Linked DNA regions of Homo sapiens: region 2 is linked to region 1. Evidence: chromatin loops called from intact Hi-C (ENCODE). Cell type or tissue: Caco-2. All regions are shown on one strand. Each heading gives the region's core, and the rest is flanking DNA. Links, peaks and the distances in the headings are about the cores only. Region 1 overlaps MYH11 (myosin heavy chain 11). Region 2 overlaps MPV17L-BMERB1 (MPV17L-BMERB1 readthrough).

What was found. Hi-C counts contacts between places; a loop is a spot of excess contacts. Peaks named below come from ENCODE experiments on the same cell type or tissue, not always from the same donor. Only the 100,000 strongest peaks of a DNase experiment are listed, where the experiment ranks them.
Region 2: a loop joins it to region 1, with 10 times the contacts of the local background. A loop is called at or near these places in 1 of 110 quality-filtered maps.

The regions. Positions count from the first base shown.
Region 1 is chr16:15,755,473-15,758,380 of GRCh38, forward strand. MYH11 (myosin heavy chain 11) reads right to left here. Exons shown (of 41, transcript NM_002474.3): 13 at 2,355-2,528; 14 at 869-1,042. Among named protein-coding and RNA genes, the nearest start is that of MYH11, 100 kb to the right of the region's middle. RefSeq lists enhancers at 1,696-2,329, 2,330-2,908. In Caco-2, for the core only: a CTCF peak has its summit at 1,268 (motif pointing left); a DNase peak (open chromatin) is centred at 1,271.
Region 2 is chr16:15,585,864-15,588,771 of GRCh38, forward strand. MPV17L-BMERB1 (MPV17L-BMERB1 readthrough) reads left to right here. Exons shown (of 6, transcript NM_001414674.1): 6 at 854-2,396. The coding sequence ends at 966. BMERB1 (bMERB domain containing 1) reads left to right here. Exons shown (of 6, transcript NM_033201.3): 6 at 854-2,396. The coding sequence ends at 966. Among named protein-coding and RNA genes, the nearest start is that of MIR6506, 24 kb to the right of the region's middle. RefSeq lists an enhancer at 1,221-1,722. In Caco-2, for the core only: no CTCF peak of the experiment used is centred there; no DNase peak of the experiment used is centred there.

The DNA.
Region 1 (2,908 bases), core at 271-2,770:
AGGATTTAGAGTCTATACAAGAAAAGCAGGCTGAGGCCAGGTACAGTGGCTCGTGCTCATAATCCCAGCACTTCAGGAAGCCGAGGCAGGGAGATCTCTTGAGCCCAGGAATTCAAGACCAGCCTGGGCAACACAGCAAGACCCCATATCTATACATAATTTAAAAATTTAGCTGGGCGGCCAGGCACGGTGGCTCATGCCTGTAATCCTAGCACCTTGGGAGGCCGAGGCGGGTGGATCACCTGAGGTCAGGAGTTTGAGACCAGCCTGGCCAACATGGCGAAACCCTTCTCTACTAAAAATACAAAAATTAGCTGGGTGTGGTGGCAGGTGCCTGTAATCCCAGCTATTTGGGAGGCTGAGGCAGGAGAATCTCTTGAACCCGGAGGGAGAGGTTGCAGTTAGCAGAGATCACGCCATTGCACTCCAGCCTGGATGACAAGAGCAAAATTCCATCTCAAAAAGGAAAAAAGATTTTAGCTGGGCATGGTGGTGTACACCTGTAGTCCCAGCTACTTGGGAAGCTGAGGCAGGAGGATCGTGTGAGCCCAGGAGGTTGAGGCTGTAGTGAGCTATGATCGCACCACTGCACTCCAGCCTGGGCGACAAAGCGAGACCCTGTCTCCAACAAAAACAGAAAGAAATAACTGTCTGGACGTCACGGTTGGAAAACATGAGAGTGGCTACAGCTGATGCCTTACAGATGCGTAGACAAATTACGAATAGGACTTGGTTGGGATTCGCTTAGCAGCAGATGGCTTTGCAGTTTCCAGGCAGCCCAAGGTTCTGCCACTCTCAGACTGTCTCTGCGCTGAGCAGCCACTGGGGGTCCCCTGAGACAGAGTCCCCTGGGCCCTGTGGCTGGTACCTTCCCAGCATAATGGATGATGGAGAACTCAGTCTTGTCCTTGAGCTGCTTGGGCTTCTGGAACTTGGGGTGGCTGCCCTGCTCCGTGCACAGCTTCTCCACGAAAGACTTGTCCGTGGCTTTGGGGAACCAGCATTCCTCGTCCAGCAGGGCCAGCACACCTGGAGGGTTGTTCTGTGGGAGACAAGTAGGGCTTGAATCAGAGAGAACACCCAACCTCAGGCATTCCATGAAGAGCTGGCCAACTATACACAACGCATGGGCATCCGCCGAGATCTGATACTGTATTTGCCCACATATAAAGATGAGTTTATGACCCCCATGCTTCCAAATCTACCTTCAAATTACCCTGTGCCCAATGGACCAGTAACAGGGATGGAAGGCAGAACATAATGTTTGCTGCCGCCCCCTAGTGGGCAACACGCAGGCAACATCATGAAGAGTTCATAACTCTTTTTTTTTTTTTTTTTTTTTTGAGACAGAGTTTTGCCTTGTCGCCCAGGCAGACGGTGCAGTGGCGCGATCTCGACTCACTGCAAGCTCCGCTTCCTGGGTTCACGCCATTCTCCTGCCTCAGCCTCCCGAGTAGCTGGGACTACAGGCGCCTGCCACGGCGCCCGGCTGATTTTTTCTATTTTTAGTAGAGGCGGGGTTTCACCGTGTTAGCCAGGATGGTCTCCATCTCCTGACCTCGTGATCCGCCCGCCTCGGCCTCCCAAAGTGCTGGGATTACAGGCATGAGCCACCGCGCCCGGCCGAGTTCATAATTCTTGCAAATGAATTTGTTGCTTGACTTGAATTCACCTAGGGTTCCTGTTAGAAAAGTTTTTTTTGGAGACAGGGTCTCACTCTGTTATCCAGGCTGGAATGCAGTGGCGCAATCTCGGCTTACAGCAACCTCTGCCTCCAGGGCTCAAGCAATCCTCCCACCTCAGCCTCCCAAATAGCTGGGACCACAGGCGTGCACCACCAGGCCCGGCTAATTAGTAGAAACCCTGTCTCTACTGAAAATACAAAAGTTAGGTGGGCGTGGTGGTGCACGCCTGTAGTCTCAGCCACTTGGGAGGCTGAGGCGGGAGGATCACTTGAGGCAGGGAGGTGGAGGTTGCAGTGAGGCAAGATTGTGCCACTGCACTCCAGCCTGGGCAACAGAGTCAGACCATGTCATAAAAAAAAAAAAAAAAAAAAAAAAAGCAATGGCAGAGAAGGAAAGGGAAGGGAAAGAGGGTAGGGAAGAAAAAAAGGAAGAAAAAAGAGGATGGAAGGAAGGCAGAAATTAAAGAAAATACCTTTGATATGAAAATGTGGGTTAATGGAAATTGTAAGAGTTCACAAGGATTCAGCTTACAGCCTTTCAGGACTGGGTGATGGATTGGGTGGGGGAATGCTATGTGCATGGGGAGAGTGTGGGGTCCACGTCGGCTCCACAGAGGCCACACACGTGTACAAGGTGTGACGGAGCCCCGCACGCCCACGTGCCCCTCACCGGTCGCTCGATGAGCTCGATGCAGGGCTGTAGGTCCAGCCCAAAGTCGATGAAGTTCCACTCGATGCCCTCGCGCTGGTACTCCTCCTGCTCCAGGATGAACATGGTGTGGTTGAAGAGCTGCTGCAGCTTCTCGTTGGTGTAGTTGATGCACAGCTGCTCGAAGGAGTTCACCTGAGCACATGGCGTGGGGGCGGGGCGTGAGCATCTTGGTATGAAGTCAGAAGACAAGGAGCCCCACAGAAGCTCCACCCGACAGCGCCCCCATGGCCCGCCCACATCCTGTTCTGCCATCCCAGCACCCAGACAGGGCTGAGGCCCCAAAACATGCTGCCTAGAGTCCACCAGGGCTGGTGAAGTTGATATCACATGGCCCTCACACACCTTAAAGATGCTTATCTCCTCCATCTGCACAACCATCTATGGATGGACAAACCTCGTAAGGCACGCTACTGCATGTACAGATGTGGAAACATTTTACAGATGTGAAAACAGAGGCGCAGAGAGAAAGTGACTCGGTAGTACACTTCTTTCGGGACATCTATCAATCTTAA
Region 2 (2,908 bases), core at 409-2,908, 170 kb before region 1:
TGAATCACCATGAGGAGAATCAGTAGATGCACCAAAGAGAATGTCCTCCCAAGAACCAAAAATATAGAACTATTTAAAAAGGAAAATAAACTAAGTACTTTTAAATGATCAAAGAGCTAAGAGAAGGAATAAAACCCAAAATGAAATAGTAAGATGCTATGAAAAAAGAATAAGTAGACATGCAAAAAACTGGCCTTCTGAAATTTTTTTTTATCAATAAAGTAAAAACTCAATGGATTAAATACAGAGACACAGCTGAAGGGAGAATTTATACATTGGAAGACAGCCCTGAGAAAGTTACACAGAATGCAGCACAAAGAGAAAAAGAGATGAGAAATATGAAAGAGAAGTTATAAAACCGAGAGGATAGAGTGAGAAGGTCCAACTTACATGTGATAGGCATTCTAGGAGATAAAACAGAGAATGGGAGGTGGAGGTATCTGAAAAGACAATGTATGAGCATTTTCAAAAATTGAAAAATATGAGCCCTCAGATTGAAGTGACTTGAACAAAATTTCCCATTTATCTATTTACCAAATACTTCTTGGATGTCAGGCCCTGTGCTAGGCTTGGCAGGTACAATGATGATAACAGCTGACTAGGAGAAGGGCTGAAAGTTAGGGTTGGAAGCTGAGCATTGAGGACCATATAAAATGAGGACTATAAAATGAGGACCAGCTGAGGATCATATGAAATGTGCATCAGCTCTCCATACCACCTGAACAAGGCCTGGAACAAGACCTGGCCAGGGGTTGCAGTGGGGCTGGGCTGCAGATGGTCAGGGCTCTGCTCACCTCACCTCTCTCTCTCTGTTCCTTTCTCCCCCTCTCCCTGTGCCCACATCTTGCTGCAGGCTCCCGGGCAGAGAAGAAAGCAGAGCCCCCACCTAGCAAGCCCACGGTGGCCAAGACGGGGCTGGCACTGATCAAGGATTGTTGCGGGGCCACCCAGTGCAACATCATGTAGCCCCCACGTGGGGTGCCCTGGGCCATGGGGACCCCCCCCCACCCTCTTGTCTTTATAGCCCCCATTTCACCGGGGCCCAAGAGCTCTCCAAGGCAGAAGGGGTTGAAGGCAAGCCCGTGACTGTCACCAGAGGCCATGGGCACGGCAGGCGGGCCTGGCCACCCTGTACAGAGTGTAGCAGTAGGGAGTCTCTCACCGTCGCATGGTCCTCCCCAGAGCATGCCGAACCCAGGAGTCTGTCTCACTGTTTATCCAAACACCAGGAAAGGTCCTCCCTCAAAAAAGCATATCTCCACTTCTCTCTAGCTGTATCTAACCCACCGTGTGAATGAACTGGGAGAGGGGCATGCTCCCCAGCTGTGTGTAGTCGTGACTTCTCAACAATCTAGCACCATGTCGGACACGTTCCCCATCCACCCTCCTAGCTCTGCTCTCAGAGCTAGGCACATGGGCACAGGTCCCCTCCCGTCTGTCCTCTCCCAGCAACTGTGCCCTGGAGGGCTCCACATGGCCCCCGTGTCTCTCGGGCACCACCCATATAGCAGTCCCAGAGGGCCCATCTGTAAAGATCGAGCTTGTGTGTGGTGTCGTGGTCACATCTCCCGCTTCCCCCCATCCTGTGTCTGGGCACAGTTCACATCAGGACAGCGTCCATTGTGCTCTCAGTCTGCCTCAGGTGTGTGCCTGGAGGGGGCCTGGACTGGCATGGATCCAGTGTGCAGAAGAGCCAGCAGGGAACCGGAAGCTCTGATGTCAAGGCCAGAGCAGTTGAGAATGGGACCCAGAGTAGATGCTGACCTGGGCACTCCACCATTCCGGGGCCACCACAGAGATGCCAGCAGGATGCCACTTTGCCAGCCCGACACACGGACCTTTGTAAAGAACAGCAACAGGCAGGAGAGGCAGCGTGTGACCAGATTGTGTCCCGTCATTGGGTGGCATATGTTAACTAGCTGCCAAACAACTTCAACCCGTGTAATTCATGTACATTTGCAACAGCCAGCCCGGTACAGCCTGTGTGACTTCTCTGTATGTGTGTGTGTGTCGTGACCAGCCTAAGTAGTTAGCATAACTCAAGATGCTGATGTGCAGTCACCCATCAGAGAAAATAAAAATGGAAACCACGTTCACAGCATTTTAAAAGTTTTTACTTTTTTTCTTGATTATGGAAGTAATCCATGTACATAGTAAATCATTTTAAAAGTACAAAAAGTATGAAGAAGTTTGTCTTAAAAAAAAAAAAAATTATTCCTCCAACTAGAGACCACTCTGATGTTTCGACGTTTTAAAAAAGTCTTTTTTTGTGCATTTTTTCATCGTTGACATCATATTGTGGTATCATTTATAACCAGTTTTTTCCTACTTATTATACCACCATCTTCCACATCATTAAAAGCTCTTTGTAAACATTAAACACTCTTCATAAATCATGCCAATGTCTGTTTAGTAATCCATCTTGTGGATGTACTGTAATTCATCTAATCATTTCCTCACTATTGGATGTGTAGACTGGTTCTAGGTTTTCTTATAAATAGTGTCTTGGATTAGCCAGGCATGGTAATGGGTGCCTGTAATCCCAGCTACTTGGGAGGCTAAGGCAGGAGAATCACTTGAACCCAGGAGGCAGACGTTGCGGTGAGCCGAGATCGTGCCATTGCACTCCAGCCTGGGTGACAGAGCAAGACTCCATCTCAAAAAAAAACAAAAAAAGTGTCTTGGGCCAGGCGCTGAGGCGGGAGGATTGCTTGAGTCCAGGAGTTCGAGACCAGCCTGGGCAACATGGCAAAACCCTGTCTCTACTAAAAATACAAATAGCTGGGCATATGCGGTGGCGCGGGCCTGTGATCCCAGCTACTTGGGAGGTGGGAGGATTGCTGGAGCCTGGGAGGTTCCAGCTGCAGTGAGCCATGATCACACCACTGTATTCCAGCCTGGGCAACAG